2 separate regions of the Homo sapiens genome follow, and region 2 is linked to region 1. A link is an interaction called in ENCODE POLR2A ChIA-PET data of the cell type or tissue named here. Cell type or tissue: A673. All regions are shown on one strand. Links, peaks and the distances in the headings refer to the core of each region. The heading gives the core; the rest is flanking DNA.

Region 1 (8,343 bases), core at 184-8,183:
AAAAATCAAGGAAGAACACACAGAAAATGCTAGAAATGAAAAAGCGCTCTAACTGCAGATATAGCATAGATTAAAATTTAATAAGGGAGTATAGTTAGTACTTAATGGCAGTAAAAAATTATGTTACCAAGTTTATAAGAATAGATATTAATACATTTCTAGAAAAAAATTATAAATTTCCAGGTTTATAAGTAACAAAGTTGGAATATTCCTATAACCATAATTAGGTAACCATAACTAGAGGAGCGAATATGTAAGATAAAGTAGCTTCACATTTTGGAGTTCTTTGCAGCAGTTAGAATGCCTAGATATGCATAAAAACACCTAAATATATGTGAAAAACAAGGCTGAGAAGAAAAGAATTAGAGAAATATATTATGCAATATCATTTAAAAAATTAAAATACATGCTGAAACATATGCTACAATAACACAAACCAAAAGATTCACATCAAACAAATTAGAATATTTGCCTGTGAAGAGAGAATGGGGAATGGGGAAAGGGAGGGAAAGAAGAAGAGAGGAAAAAGGAAAGGAGGAAGGAAAAAAGGAAGATAGAAAGCAAGGGAGGGAGGAAGAGAAAAAGGAGAGAGAAAGGGACAGAAGAAAGCAGGCAGCATGTTCAAAGATCCAAACAATCACTATTGTAAATACATTCATTCTCTCCAAATTGATTTGTAGATTTGAGAAAATTCTAATATAAATTCGTATTGGGTTCTTAGTGGAAGTTGACAAGTTGATTCTAAAATTCATGTAGAAGAACAAAAGGTTAGAGTAGTTGTTATAATCCTAAGGAAGAATAATAAGACAAAAAGACTAACAAAAATCATAACTTATTGCACAGCTTTAATAGTTAAGAGCATGATCTTGGCACAAGTGTAGCAAATAGATCCATGGAACATAATGTAGAACTCAGAATGGAACTCTGTATAATACAGAACCCCACATATATGGAAACCTGATATGTGACAGAGGTGGGAGAGGGGGGAACGTACACTGTGCAGTAAATAGTAATGTGGTGAGGCATTTGTTATGGACAGAATTGTGTCCCTCCAGAACTATGTTGAAGCTCTAACTCCTCATGTGACTGTATTTAAATAGAGATAGGAGCTATAAGAAGGTAATACAAGTTAAATGAAGTTATAAGGATGGAACTTTGATCTGACAAGACTGGTGCCCTTGTAAGAAGAGACAACAGAGATCTCTCTCTCTCTGTGAGCACAAAGAGAAGAGGCCATGTGGAGACACAGGGAGAAAGCAACAGTCTACAAGCCAGGAAGAGAGTTCTCACCAGAAACCAACTTGATGGCACCTTGCTCTTAGACTTCTAGCCTCCAGAATGGTGAGAAAATAAATTTTTGTTGATTACTCCATCCAAAATACCACGTTGTAATATTTTGTTATGGCAGCCAAAGCAGACTTATATATACGTGGTCATCCATTTGAAACAAAAAATTTTTCTTCCCATGCCACGCATAGAAACCAATTACAGATGTATTAAATGCTTAAGTATGAAAACAAAACTTGAAAACTTTTAGTAGATGAAGCAGAAAAATACTGTTATGATCTTGATGTCAGGTATGATTCCTTAAACATGATGAAAAAGGTAACCACGGCAGAAAATATATTTTGACTAAATAAAAATTTAAAACTTCTGTTTATCAAAGGGCATAATACAGAAAGTAAAAAGACATTTATCACATGGAAAAAAAACAAACAGAATATAGTTTTTTTAAGACTTGTATATCAAATAAAAGACAAAAAAAAATACCCCGAGGAAAAATAGCCAAAAGACATGAATGCAAAAGAGGAAATATAAACAACCAATAAACATATGAAAAGGTGCTCAGCCTCGTTAGTATTCAGAGAAGTACAAATTAAAATCCCAATGACGTACTCTTTCATACACATCAGATTGGCAAGCATTCTAAAGTCTGGCAACCCCAAATGTTGGCAAGGCTGTAGGACAGGCTGATCTTTCATATATTGCCAGTGGGGATGTACATTTATACAACTACTTTGGAAAACAATTTGGCACGAGGCAATAAAACTGATGGTGGACCTACCCCACGGCCCTGCTCTTTCACACATATTTTGTGCCCTAGAGAAAATTCTGCATATGTGCACAAGGAATCAGACAGGAGAATGATCACAGAAGCACTGGTCATATTGGTATGAAACCAGGAGGAGCACAATGCCCATACACAGTAGAATGGGTAATAAGCTGGGGTGCAGCTATAGCATAAAATGCTATACAGTGGTAGAAATGAGTACTACAGTCATGACTATTACCACAGATAAATCCCAAAGTCATATTGAGTGGAAAAAGCAAATAGCAATCACATAAAGTATTCTATTTATGTAATTTTAAAAACACATAGATGTAACAAAGCTATTTTAGGGAAACTTACACATGTAACAAAATGCAATAAAACAGGAGGGAATTATAAACATTAGGAGGAGAGGAACAGAATTCAACTGGGGTTGCCTCAAAGATGTAGGTAACCTATTGTGGTCCTTTTTGTCTGAAGCAGTATGCTACATATGAAGTGTTCACTTTATGTTAAATATTATACACAGATACATATACACACAAATGAGAATGTGTATATAAATATGTATATGTTCATTCATATTATACACATTATATTCCTTCTTTTGTATGTTTGTAGTATTTCATAGTAAAACTGAAAACAAAGGAAGAAAAACAGAGAGGTAAGCTTCTAGTCAGCATATAAACGGTCTCCAGGGTAAGCTATGAGAGGTGGTGCTGATTTCTTCTCCAAGCCTGAATTCACCCTAACTTGTGCTTTTACACAAAGATAATTCCAAAAAGGCTGTGGCTGGGGACACGAATGTTGATGCAGATCCACAAAGACACCCATGCATGCAAGCACACACACAGATTGCATTCATAACTGTCACCTTTCCTTCCTCTTTTCCAGAGACACAAATTAGACTAGCAATTTAGCAGGCCACTCTCATTAATGGAAGTGGAGGACCATGGGTATCAAAGATTAGCCTTGAAATGAACCATCTAGATTTCCTCCTTGGCCTGAAGGAGAAGGAAATGGATCAGGTCTGGGAGGGGAGACTTTGCAGAGCCCAGAAGTTTGTCATGCAGGAGGGAGCTGTCTGAAGAGGCTGGGAATGCTGGCCTACGGGGAAGGCATGTGTGGAGTTGACCTTCAGAGAGCAGTATCAGGCGTATCAAATGCACTCACCCTTCTGAGATTCCTTCTTCCCTTTGACATTGCTAAAAATGGAATCAGCTGCAAACGGTATGTGACTGTGTATGGTAATTTGCGTAAAGCTTGTCAAGTGTAACATTTAGCCAGAAACATGGTATGGTCTGGGATCGAAATATTATTTTTAAGATGAAGTGGAATAGCATTCTGGCAAGCCAGTGAAACCCCAGAAGACCAGCCAACCCTTTAAAAACTTTGCTTTCTCCCCAGACACCTCTCCAAGCCCTTGCAGAGGCTATGAAGGGCTTTCCAGTAGCTTGCCATGCTGGAGGTAAAAACACATCACTCACTCAGCTGTAGGCAGAGCCCCTGGGGACTACCTGTTACTAACAGGACCATGTCATTCCCCAAGCAGAGTCTGGTGAAATCCAGAAACTGAATGTCTTTTCAGAGTGATTACAGCTGGTGAAGTCACCGTGTTCTTTCTACAATTTTTTTTTCTTGTGAATTGAGACCACATGGCAATAGAACAAGTTACATTTAGGCCTTTTACTAAAAGGCAATTTTTGAGGTGATTTGTCTGCCTTTGGCTCAGAGTTAAGTTTACCTCCGTTAACAAGAACATTTAACTTTAGATGTCTTGAATTGAAGAAACTGGAAAACCCAGGAGTCCTGCCCATCAGCTGCAATACATTTATATTAATTCTAGAAACTGGAAAGCGTTTAAAGAAAGAAGAGCTCTTTGGGTTTTCTCTTAATCATTCGTGTGTATCACCGGATATAATAAAATCATACCACATAGTGTTTTATTTTGCTACAGTGAATGCTAACCTTTAGGAGTGTGCCATGACACGCCTGAGTAATGGAATTAGCTTGAGTTGAGTCTGGATTTAATGCAAACCTGAGAAATGGTTAGCATGGCCCGGATCTCAAGTTGGCATGAGTTACTTCCCCAACCTCTTTATCGCTTCCGCTGGTTGTATAGCACAAACATATTAGGGAATGTTTTAAAAATAAGGAAAAGGAGAAAGGAAAAATGAACAAGAGAATGAAGAAAGAGATAGAAGACAAAGATGAAATGAAGAAAGTAAGAAAAAGGGGAAAAAATAGATGTGAGACTAGTAGGGGAGGAGGGAACAGAGATAAAACATCAGCTTAGGCTGGGTGTGGTGGCTCACGCCTGTAATCCCAGCACTTTGGGAGGCCGAGTTGGGTGGATCACGAGGTCAGGATATCGAGACCATCCTGGCTAATATGGTGAAACCCCGTCTCTACTAAAAATACAAAAAATTAGCCGGGCGTGCTGGCGGGCGCCTGTAGTCCCAGCTACGCGGGAGGCTGAGGCAGGAGAATGGAGTGAACCCGGGAGGCGGAGCTTACAGTGAGCCGATATCGCGCCACTGCACTCCAGCCTGGGCGACAGACTCTGTCTCAAATAAAAATAAAATCAGCTTAGTCCCTGAATTGAGCATGTTTCTGCAAGCCTCAAGGAGGCTCCCAGGGACACTGCCTCCTCCCTTAAGTAGAAGCCTCAAGTCAAGGGTTTCAATGGAAGTTATTTTTGCTTTTTTCCCCCTAGAAGGAGCTCTATTAGATTAATGAGTAATTCGAGCAGGGGCCTGACTGTCCTAGCCTGATTAAGATCAAGATCCCAAAAAGCAAGGCGCAGGACATTCTATCCTGAACCCACATGCTCCTGCTTGACCCTTTGACCTGGTCAGCAATGTTCAGAATGACACAAAGTGGACTGCTCACGCCCGAAGTTTGCAGAAACAGAATTAATATCAAAAGTATATGATTCCCCCTCACCGACTTTTGGTTATTTGACTTAAAGGAATGCATACCTGCATACAGGCGCTCGCGTACACGCACACACACACACACACACACACACACGAGTACTTGAACTTAAGGCTTTTCAAGTAATTAAGCACAGGCTGCTTGTACATCATTGTGTCTTTCCACACACAATTAACATAAGAGTGTATTCAGGCCACTGGTGACATCCCCTTCATGATCTCTATCACAGGACCATCCCGCTGCATCATCACTTGCTAGTTGACTTCAGAGCCCCATCTTTTTCTCGTGTCAGTAGCCCTGAATGACAATGTCACTCTTTCTTATGGTTCTGAGGACACTCAGTTAGGGAGTCTGTTATTTATTCGCTGAACAAAAAGAAAAGCTAATTTCCCAAGCACACAGCAAAGGGGAGCTGGGCCATACCAGCTAAATCCTACTTTTGTATTTGATGAGCTTTATTGGGGATTTGCATACTCAGTAAGGAAAACTGACAGACATGTGCTCTGCACTGTGTTATTATTTCACATCCCATCACTGCTTCTCTTTTGTCCAGTTTGAAGCCCTGGAATATTCTCTTATTTTTTAAAGTTTTGTCATTTGTCATGGAGGTACAAGATTGGCAATGCCACCAAAATGAAGTGGTCAAAGATAAATGATATTCTTTACAAATGACATTGGAAAGAAGAAAAGGCATTCCTGGTTCTATGGCTAATGCTAATAATCTAGCATTTATTTAACATTAGATTATTTATGGTTAGATTATTGGAATAGTATTAGATTATTATTTAAACAAGATAACAAAGGGTTGCAATACATAGTTCTATGTATCTCATACTTACTTTGTACCAGTCATTGTTTATCTCTGTTAGTCTTCAATGCAAAACCAGGAGACAAGTATCATTACCTTCATTTTATAGATGTACAACCTGAAGCTTAAAGAAGGGAAGTGACTTGCTAGAGTCATCGGCTAGTAAGCAGAATAGCAGGGATTCAAACCCCGCTGATGGGCTCTCAAACGATGACCCTTATCTCTGCCTAGCCCATGTCCTGAATTAGACTATATGGATTCAAATTCTGGCTCAGCTATGTTTTATATATATATATATATATATATATATATAAAACTGATGTATGACTGTGAGCTGATCACTAAACCTCTCTGTACTCAGTTCCCTTATCATAAAATGCAAATAATGATAGGAACTGCCATCATAGAGTTATTGTGAGAATTAAATGGAATGTACAAGTTAAGTGCTCAGAACAGTGCACTTAACTGTGCTCATGATAAACCTCCATACATGTAGCTGTCATTTCCAGTGTTTGTAATTGATAGATATAACTGCCCTTTCTTGTATGGCACTTGTTTCCTTATCCTTGTTTAACAAATCTATGGTACACATGCCTTTTATTGAAAGCCCACTCAGATCTGTTTTGGAAGTAAAATGGGGATAAGTAACAAATGCTTGAATGAATTTCTGATTTTCCTCCATTGAAGGGCCTGATGCAGAAGTGCTTCTCCTTCCCCTTGCCCCTGGACCTGAGCCGGAGCTGTCTATCTACATGAGGACACCATCTGGCAACACTGAAATGTTGCCCTCACTGTATGCCATCACCAGGAAGACAAGCAATAGATGATGAGTGAAAATAAAATGTTTAGTTGGAAACTATTTGGGAATGGCTTTATGTCCACATATGGACACAGCCTGGCTGGAACTGGGGAGATCTTCCCTTTCTGGTGTCTTTTCAAGGTCTTGAGATGAGCTCTAACAAATATCTCAGGCCATCTGGCCTAGTTTTTCATAATTGTGACTCCTAAATGTAAACACGGTCCGAGAGAATATCGGGAACAAAAAAAAGGCTAATGAAATTCTTCTAATTTAACGGAGTTGTTCTGAGTCTCATTCAGTTACTTAAACATTTTTTTCTTTCCTTCTCGCAGTCATCAATCCTGGAAAATCTATTACGTACAAAGAGTTATGCTGGTGTGGAAAATTCATAGATGAGTATCTTAATAGTGATCATTTCTTTAATCTGTTTATTTAGCACCCCATGAGGAACAGGAAACCCTATTCAAAGTAGCTTAAGCAAAATAAGAAATTTACTAAAGCTCATAAATAAAACATGCAGGGGGTAGATCCTAGCCTCCAGCAGGGCTTGATCTGGGGCCTCAAGTGGTGTCATCAGGACCCACCTCTGTGCCTCACAGCTGTGCTTCCGCCTGGGATCGCTTTAGTCTCTGCAGACCTGTTTATCTATTCAGAGCTTCCAGTCTGTGTCAGGGAGGGCACTTCTCTTGGCCAGTTTCTCCAGTGAAGTCTCAGGACTTGGTCCACTTTGGTGCGTTTGGCCTGGCTAGAATGATATATCCCTCTCTGACTGGCTGGACCTGGAACATCTGTCCTCCCCTGGAGTCTGGAATAAGATTCACCTGAAGCTCATGGATTGCAAGATGGGGAAGGATGGTGCCCAGAGGAAAAGCAAATTACTGTAACTGGAAAAGGGGAAATGCACGATAAAACAATAGATGTCCATTATGGTTACATAGCAGAGAAAGCAGATCCCTAAATTCATTCTCCTCTGATTTTTAGTTGGACTCAAGGCCACATAGAATTACAGATTATATATTACACACCTTCCCTGGAAGCTCTACTTTCCCTCCAGGTACCGTCCTTAAAACACTGCAGGTCCTTGCCCTTTGCATCTCTCATGCTCATCCCTCCTCCTTTCCATCGCCTGGCCATATTCTGAACCACAGGCAGATGGCCACACCCTAGGGCCAGCTGGAAGGAACCAAGAAATGCCAAAGCCAGAATTCAAGCAGAGAATTGTTTGACTCTCTGTCCAATGCTCCTTCCACTGAGCTAGATCATTGCTCAGTATTGACTTTGTGGACTTTGAAGTGAGAAGCTCTTGTACTTTATAAAGTATGAGCAAGTAAACAAAATTTTCTTAGCCTCAGTTTCCACATCTATGAAGTGAATAATGATGTTGCAAAAATTAAATCAATCAATGTAAAGTGCCTAGCACACTTCCTGGCACATAAATTATAGCCCCATCCCCACTTCCCATCTTCTCCATTCTTTTCCTCTTCCTCCTTCTCCTCCAAGTTAGAATATGAGAAGTACCACAAGAAAAGCACTAAGCATTTTAAAGAAAGAAGTTAGTTCAAGCTGAGTCTTAAGAATAGATGTATTTCCATTTGTTGAGATAATCAGGCCTTATCTTCAGAAATTCTGGGGTAGGATAAGGAACCTGCATTTTAACAATCAGCTTTGTTGATTCTTCCTCAGGTGAACCACAGAACACATTTTGAGAAATACTTGATTAGGAGGTAATATTGGGAAAATAAATAGAAG
Region 2 (8,343 bases), core at 306-8,305, 150 kb before region 1:
ACCCTTTTCTCCCTGTCACTAAGAAATGGGTGTCACTAAGCCTTGTCACTTTTCCCCTGCAACATCTCTAAAGCTCCATCTCAGCTCTCTATGTCTCTAAAATCTTTACCTATGTTTTATCCTGTGTGAAGACATAAAATGGGCTTATGTGACAAACTGGGATTTATCTTGAATATAAGGGATAATTTCTTGACCATGAAACATTAGAAAAGGCTCCTGAGAGAGTCTGCTGTGATGTTTAAAAATGAGAGACTCACCTTGGACGGGAATCATTTTAAATTTTCTGAACCCCGACTCTACTCATCTACTTACTTGGAATCATTCTTCTCTCCCAGATGCCGCCCTCACACCCTAGTTCCTTCAGTTCTTATTCCTGCCTTCATTATTTCTCCCTCAACTAAGTACATGAATTTATTTACTGCTGATACCTTAGAATTTCCTCACACATTCTCATGAACATCCTACTAGACAATCACTTCAATGACTATTGTAATAGAGGCTAACATGTATTAAACTCTCACAATATGACAGGCTCTGTCATAAGTGTCATAAGCATTTTGCATACATTGTCTTGTTTAATCTCACAGCAAACATGTAAGGCAGTTATTAGCATTATCCCCATTTTCCAGTTTGAGGAAATGAGACTTAGGTTAAACAACTGGTACAAGTTTACGTGGTTATTAAGGGTAAAACCTGGGTTTACACGTAGAAAGTCTGACATCAGAGTCCCTCTCTTTTAACTTTCAGGGCACCAAGAAAGCTACTTTATTAAATTTCAGGCTTGTTTCCAATAGAGCAGATATTTGCTGCTTACCTATGCAGTATTCATTCCCACTCTTTTTTAAAAAAACTTTACCCAGAATTTTCATGGAAAAAAAAAATCACTCATCCCCAAACTGTCCTGAGTGCTTGTTAAGAAACGGAACTTACTCAAAGCTCCAACCAGCCCTCGTTGGTTGAAGCCAAACACGACATTCCACTTCCTTGTCAGTTATAGCAGTGGGCATTGACGTGTCTGAGCCTTGCAATTCTTGCTTAGAATGCTGGGATTGAGGTGTTCTTTCTGTTGCTGAATGTGAAAAAGGAAACATGCCAACTGCTACTGGCATCCATCTATGACCACAAGAAGAACCAGTCTTGAAATAAAACTGCTATATTCTCAGTCTGATTGCTAGGGAAATATTTATTTATATATATAAAAGGCTACCATCCAGAAGGCAGAATAGAGACATTAAGAGAAACTGGTCGAGTTGTTTCAAAGCCCACCTAACCCTTGCATTTCTTCTAATGCAGCCCAGTGAATCTCCTTTATTGCCTTAAGACAACTTGAGTTGGGCTATTTCAAGGGTGGAAATGCATCCCTGTTTGCCTAGGGCCGTCCAAGCCTACACACCTGCTGTCATGGTATAATTGTTAGTAGTGTCAAAGTGTCCTCATCTGTATAATAAATCCTACAGCCACCCTAGTTTTTGTGTAACTAGGAACAAGTCCTAATGAATGCATTCAATTCTCCTTCATCCAGTTTGATTTCTTTTTTTGGGCTTTTGGCTAATATCCTGCAACTTGATATAAAAAGATAAAAAAAATTAACCGCCCCCCCGCCACTCTGATAAATGAGTCATGGTGAATTTGACACATCAAATTCCTGAACCCTTCTTACTTTTGCCCAGCTAAGGAAAGTTGTCTTCCTGCCCAGATGAAAAGGTCATCTGAGAATCTGAGATTCAGTGAGTTCCTGCCTGCTATAAGCCACACCTCAACTTAGCTCATCACTGCTCACAAGCATCTATACCAGAAATCTAGAAGCATCTTATCCATGTTCATTTTGTCAGCAGGTGAGCATTAGGCTGTTTCTTGCTGCTCTATAAACAGTCAAATATATCCCTTAGAATAGAAACAACTATGCATCACTGAACATCATATTGATGTCCTCAGCATAGTACATCAATGCAGGCACCCTGGCAGCCAGACAGAAAAGGTGTTCTTGGCATCTGACTCAGAGCTGGAACGGTGTACTAAGTTAACTACAGAGCCCTGGTAGAAATGCTAATTTTAGCAGGGAAACAGAAAGAGAAAATGAGGAGAAAATAGTTCTAACAGAGACTAATAATTGAGAACTTTGGGATTTATTCTGAAATGCAGCACAGGGTTTAGGATGTGAGCTTTGGGGAAGAGAAAACTTAATGATTACAAAGAAAAAATAAGGAAGACTAAAGTAATGTAATTACTCATGCATTTCCCATCCTTGAATAATTCCTTCCTCTCAAATTCTAAGAAGAGCTTTGAAAAGATGTACTTTTTTCTCCTGATCAAATCTCATCTCCTAATATTTTATAAAACTTTAAAATAGCGATCATGGCAACCAATAAAGTACATGAAACAGGGTGTCCTGCCTGGGCAGAGAATGGAGCTCCATTATTTTGAGTGTACCCCTTTGCATGTAGTAATTGAATCTAGTTGGGGAAAACTTGAAACTCATCTAATGAGGCTGGTTGGTCTCAAGGTCCCCACAGATCTGCACCCAGTGGAAAGAGTCTAGAGAGGAGGATGAGAAGCGGAACTGCTCTTAAAAGGGGATGGGAGCTCTGAACACAGCCTGGAGGACCCTATAATATTTGTCCTTAACTAGGGCTCCAGGAATCTATGTTGCATGATAGGGTATTCCAAAACATGATAAGTTAAAATAAGGATCATTTTATATGGGTCAAGAATTGGCTGATTTCTTTGCATCATGTGGAGTTGACTGGGGTCGCTGGTATTCAAGTGGTGACTGGGCTGGGCTGGAGGGTCTACGGGCTTCACTCCACATGCCTCAGTCCTCTTCCTCTTCATGTAGGCTCAGAGCCTCTCCACAAACTTTCTCAAACAGGGTACTAGTCAGGCACAGTGCTCAAAGAAGCCAAGGCAGTGGCTACCAGTCCTCTTAAAGGCTAGGCTTACATCTAACATAGATTCACTTGCACTATACTCTATTGGTGAAACACTCACAGGCCAGCCCAGATTCACGGGGAGGGCAAATAGCCACCACCTCTCCATAAGAAGCCTGTGAAAGAACTTGCCACCATCTCTAATCTGCTGCATCCAGCTACAGTGGCAGTGTGTATGCATGTGTGCATACATGTTTATGTACCTTGAAAGGATTACATATCTCTAAATACTTGAGAGCTATTCATGCAACCTTGCTCTGGGAGCCTACCTTCCTTTCCAAACTAAAAGTGAAGCCATTTTCCCCCTTTTACTTCAAAAGTATTGCCCTAGGAATGTCTGGTACACCGCTTTAAACCTCAGGTAGTGAAGAGATAGTCACTGTTATAGTGATGCAAGCAGATTTCCGCCCTCAGAACTCTGAGAAACTGCTTGTCTATGGGCTACTAATACAGGCTTAGATCTACCACCTAGAGAAAAAGAAGAGCTGGATCGCTAATTGCTGTGATATTTTAAGGCTCAAGCTGAGTTTCTGCAGGAAATCCTGCCTTCCTCCCTCTTCTTCTGACTTTGCAAGAGTGGTGATTAGGATCTCTGGCATCAGGGCTTGAGGTAGGCTTCCAGTTTCATTGACATGGAGAACAGCTAATGTTCAATTACTGCAGGATTCGGGGAACAGTAGTAGAGACTGGAGCCATATTCTAGAATCCTAACAGTCTCTCTCTAGAAACATCAGGGCAAGGCTTCAGAGTCTCCAGGAAATACTGAGTACAAAATTGAAAAGCAGGCCAGTCACAGTGGCTCTTGTCTGTTATCCCAGAGCTTTGGAAGGCCGAAGTGGGAAGATCACTTGAGCCCAGGAGCTGAGGCTGCAGTGAGCTATTATTGTACCACTGCACTCATGTCGGGGCAACAAAGCAAGAGCCTGTCTATTTAAAAAAAAAAAAAAAGATAAGGCATAACAAGTCCAATTACCCTGGAGTGGGATGGGGCATGCAGTTAAATATAAGCTAATGGATTTAGGTGTTAAAAATTTGTGCTTACTGGCTGGTAAAGCCTGAGATGGGCATTATATATATATATATGTATGTATGTATATATCTACACACACACACATAGTGAAAAAATCATTAAAGTAAAACATCAGCTAGCTATCGATACTTGACTTAGCAAAAGGAAAGATGAACATTATGAGAGAGTGATGCAAAATAATCCCTTTTATTCTGTTCCATCTGCCTTACTTCACTTAAACAGTTTGTGTTTCAGTCCCAGTAGGGAGTGGTAGTAAGTATTCGTGAGCTCCAGTTACGAGGTTTTTGTAGAGGTCCCTGGGGCATCCACACAAGAGTTCTGCTTCATGCTGTAAACTGGGGCTGAGCAACCCTAGAATTCTTTTTTCCCTTGGGTTGTAAGTGCTTAAATTGTAGATCTGAAACTTGAAAGGAATGGAAATTCTTAATGGAAACATCATGTGTAATCATCTTTTGCTAGTGGCCTTTTCTGGTTTATTTCTCAGAAATATGAATACCGTATTTCACTATAAATGGTACTTTCATGAGGGAGAGAAATTATTAAAGAAAGAGAAGCTATTTGATCATCTTATTTTAAATTTCACTTTGAATTGTGGTATAACTCACTGTCCCTTAATAAAGTGAAAACTTTTAATAACAGTTGTTGTGAATTAAAATGCACTTAAGGCAATGCTGTGTTTAATTTTTTCTTTTCTTTCTCATTTTTAAGATGAATTTTTCAGACAAAAAAATCTATAATAGTTAGAGGCATTATTTAAAGACAGCAACTGTAGCACTGAGAAAAGAATAAATGAAGTCAAAATGATCTTATTAAATTAGACAGCTGTGGTGGTGTCTGTAGTCCTAGCTACTTGAGGTGGGTGGGAAGAGGTTGAGGTGGGAGGATTGAGGTGGGAGGATTGCTTGAGCCCAGGTGGTCAAGACTGCAGTGAGCTCTGATCGTGCCACTGCACTCAAGTCTCAGTGACAGAGTGAGACCCTGTCTCTTTAGTAAAAGAAATAAAAGATCTTATTGACTGTCTTATTGACTAAATCTTCCAATGTACAGGAGGACACACTGAAAAACTGTAAATGTGTGTGGGGTATGTGTGTGTGTATTTGTGTGTATGCATGCATACACACATATATACGTATATATATATATATATAAGAAAATATTAATAACCAATTTAGCCACCCCTTTTATGGAAGTAAATTTCTCAGATAACATGATGAATAGTTAATTCATCTTTTGAAAAGAAAATGAAAACAGAAAATATCGTTATTCATTGTATAGATAAAATTGGACATAGAGCATATCCTCAACTCATTAAAATTTTTTTGAAGAGTCTTGTAATAATTAGAAATATCAAGTTCACCTTAAGTGGAAACTCAGGGGTTTCTTTCACTCCATCCTTCAGAAACAATAAGTCCTTTTTATGTGTCAGGCTCTGTGCTGAGTGTAAAACGAACTGGGCATGAAAAGATGAATAAAACCTAGCCCTTGACCTCAAGCTAACAATCTGCAGTAGGAAAGAGGCAGAAAACCATTACTGTGCAGTGAGATAGTTAAACTGATAAGCACAGGAATAGGAGCACCTCCAAGGTATGTCTGTTATGGAATATGGACGTGGTGCTGAAGAGAGAGTGGCAAATTCTGCGGAAGGTGAGAGTTTTTTAGGTGGCAAGAAATGTGGAAAGATATCACAGACCTGAGTAGTATCTTAAAGTATAGCATACAGACAAGGTATGGAAGAGGGCAGAGGGCAAGAGGCTGTAATGATTCAGGGAAGATGTCATGATGCTCTGAATTAAGGAAGTACACCTACTAAAATTGTTAAAAATAAGAAGACTGGCCTAACCAAGTTTTGGAAAGGATGTGGAAGCAACTGGAACTCTTAGATGCTACTGGTGGAAATGTAATTTAGGTGCAACCATTTTGAAATACAATTTTAGAGTTTATTTAAAAGTTAAATATTTCACACCTAGGTATTTATCTAAGAGGGATAAGATCATACAAATATGTGTACACAAATCTTCATAGCAGCTTTGCTTGTAAAAGCCATAAACTGGAAATGACTTAAATGTCCATCATCAGGTGATTGAATAAACAAACTGTGGTATATCCACAAAGTGGAATGCTACTAAGAAATTAAACAAAATGAGTTATTGATACCCACAACATGAATGAATCTCAAAATAATTAAGCTGAATGGAAGAAGCCAGACAACAAAGAGTACACACTGAATCATTTCCTTTATATAATTTGAGAATATGTAAAATAATCTATAGTGAAAGCAGATCAGTGTTTCCCTGGGGATGTGAAGGAGAAGTAGAAGGAATGACAAAGAAGCACAAGGAAACTTGGAGGTAATGATTGTGTTCATTATCTCAATTATGGTCATTCTTTTCCAGCTGTAAACACATATCACATGTATCCAATAGTACCCCTCAAATATATGATGTTTATTGTAGGTCAGTGTTGCCTCAATAAGGCTACTAATTAAAAAAACAAAACAAAACAAAACAAAAAAACTACCTGGCAAGTGGAGATAAAAGTTTGCAGCACAGGAAAACAATCTTAATTGAAGATAGCAATTGATACGTGAATAGTCCTTAAAAACTTTGGATGTAGATGAGTGTAGATGAGGGAAAGGAAAACAGAATCCTATGGGAACGCTGACAGGGGACTGGCAGAGCAAGAGGACTCACGATGAAGGCAGGGAAGTCACTGCAAGAAACATCTCTTTATTTCTTAGGTTGTGGTCTTGTTTTTATCATCCTTTCTTAGTTGGACAACCCATAGCATAGTTTTGAAATCTATTCTCCAACACTTTTGCTCTCAAGTTAGGAAGGTAGACTTCCCAGATGGGTCACTCTGTCTACATGGGACACTGGCTCTGATCTTGAGTGAACTATCCCTAAATAAAAAATGAAACCAGGAGAAGAATTTTTCCTTTTCTTGGGCAAATCAGTGATTTTATTGATTAAACCTCATTTCTTTTTCACATGACACCACAGACTCATTCATTTACCTGTAAGGTGGGCAGTTTGGGTTCTCCACCTTGAACTACAATGGCAAGAGTAGGAGCAGATAGCCCTGATTCCTCCCCACAGCATCACCTGCTGCCCCAGCATGCTGGAATTATGGTTGACCCAAGCACAGTCTAAGCATGAGTCCATTTATATGGCATTTTCCAACCAGCATAGTTAGGTTTTTGTTTTGTTTTGTTTTTTTGAGATGGAGTCTCGCTCTGTCACCCAGGCTGCAGTGCAGTGGCACAATCTCAGCTCACTGCAAACTCCGCCTCCCAGGTTCAAGTGATTCTCCAGCCGCAGCCTCCCAAGTAGCTGGTATTACAGGCGTGTGCCACCATGCCCAGCTAATTTTTGTATTTTTTTAAGTAGAGACGGGGTTTCGCCATGTTGGCCAGGCTGGTCTCAAACTCCTGACCTCAGGTAATCCACCCGCCTCAGCCTCCCAAAGTGCTAGGATTACAGGCGTGAGCCACTGCGCCCAGCTGCATAGTTTTCAACATTCTCTTTGGCATTATAAATATTATAAAAATAAAGGAATTGGCTGGGCATGGTGGCTCATGCCTGTAATCCCAGCATTTTGGGAGGCTAAAGTAGGTGGATCACCTGAGGTCAGGAGTTTGAAACCAGCCTGACCAACGTGGTGAAACCCCATCTCTACTAAAAATACAAAAATTAGCCAGGCGTGGTGGCACATGCCTGTAGTCCCAGCTACTCGGGAGGCTGGGGCAGGAGAATTGCTTGAACCCAGGAAGTGGAGGTTGCAGTGTGTGGAGATCGCGCCAATGCACTCCAGCCTGGACGACAGAGCAAGACTCCATCTCAAAATAAATAAATAAATAAATAAATAAAAATAAAGGAATTAACACAGAAATGAAGATGGCACTTGTCATATCTTCTGCCGTCATTTCCTTCAGTTTGTGGAGGATCTATAATGTATGAACAAAATAGATGAGGTAATTGCTCTCTAAAGCTCATATTCCAGTGGTGATATATACAGGAGCAAAGAAAAAGAAACATTAACAAGATGATTCCAGTAGCAACAGGCCTAGAGAACATTATAATATGAGGTTGGTATGACAACTTGCTTCAGATAACGTGGTCAGAGGAGGTTCTGTCTTTGGACAAAATCTTTGAGGTCTGTTCAAAGATTATGCTTCAGCAGAGAAAGTTAGCCACGTGATCCTGGAAAGAGAGTTTCAGATGGAGAGAAGAGGCCACAATGAGGCCCATCGATGGGAGGAGCCCATGGGGCTGGAGTAGAGTGAGTGAGTTGAGAAGTTTTCATTCATTTAATGAATGAATAGGAAGACATAGAGGTAGAGAAGGAGACAAAGGTCAAAGTTCATGATGTTCTGTTTGGATTTTGAGT

Evidence for each region. Peaks named below come from ENCODE experiments on the same cell type or tissue, not always from the same donor. Only the 100,000 strongest peaks of a DNase experiment are listed, where the experiment ranks them.
Region 2: POLR2A ChIA-PET joins it to region 1 with 7 read pairs; 1 of 35 experiments calls an interaction of 5 or more read pairs at or near these places.

The regions. Positions count from the first base shown.
Region 1 is chr15:47,942,874-47,951,216 of GRCh38, forward strand. All of the region lies in intron 1 of LOC124900354 (a long non-coding RNA gene), which reads left to right. Among named protein-coding and RNA genes, the nearest start is that of LINC01491, 100 kb to the left of the region's middle. In A673, for the core only: a CTCF peak has its summit at 2,208; DNase peaks (open chromatin) are centred at 3,648, 3,988 and 7,118; H3K27me3 peaks cover 244 bases.
Region 2 is chr15:47,792,748-47,801,090 of GRCh38, forward strand. No RefSeq gene overlaps it. Among named protein-coding and RNA genes, the nearest start is that of LINC01491, 49 kb to the right of the region's middle. In A673, for the core only: no CTCF peak of the experiment used is centred there; a DNase peak (open chromatin) is centred at 4,234.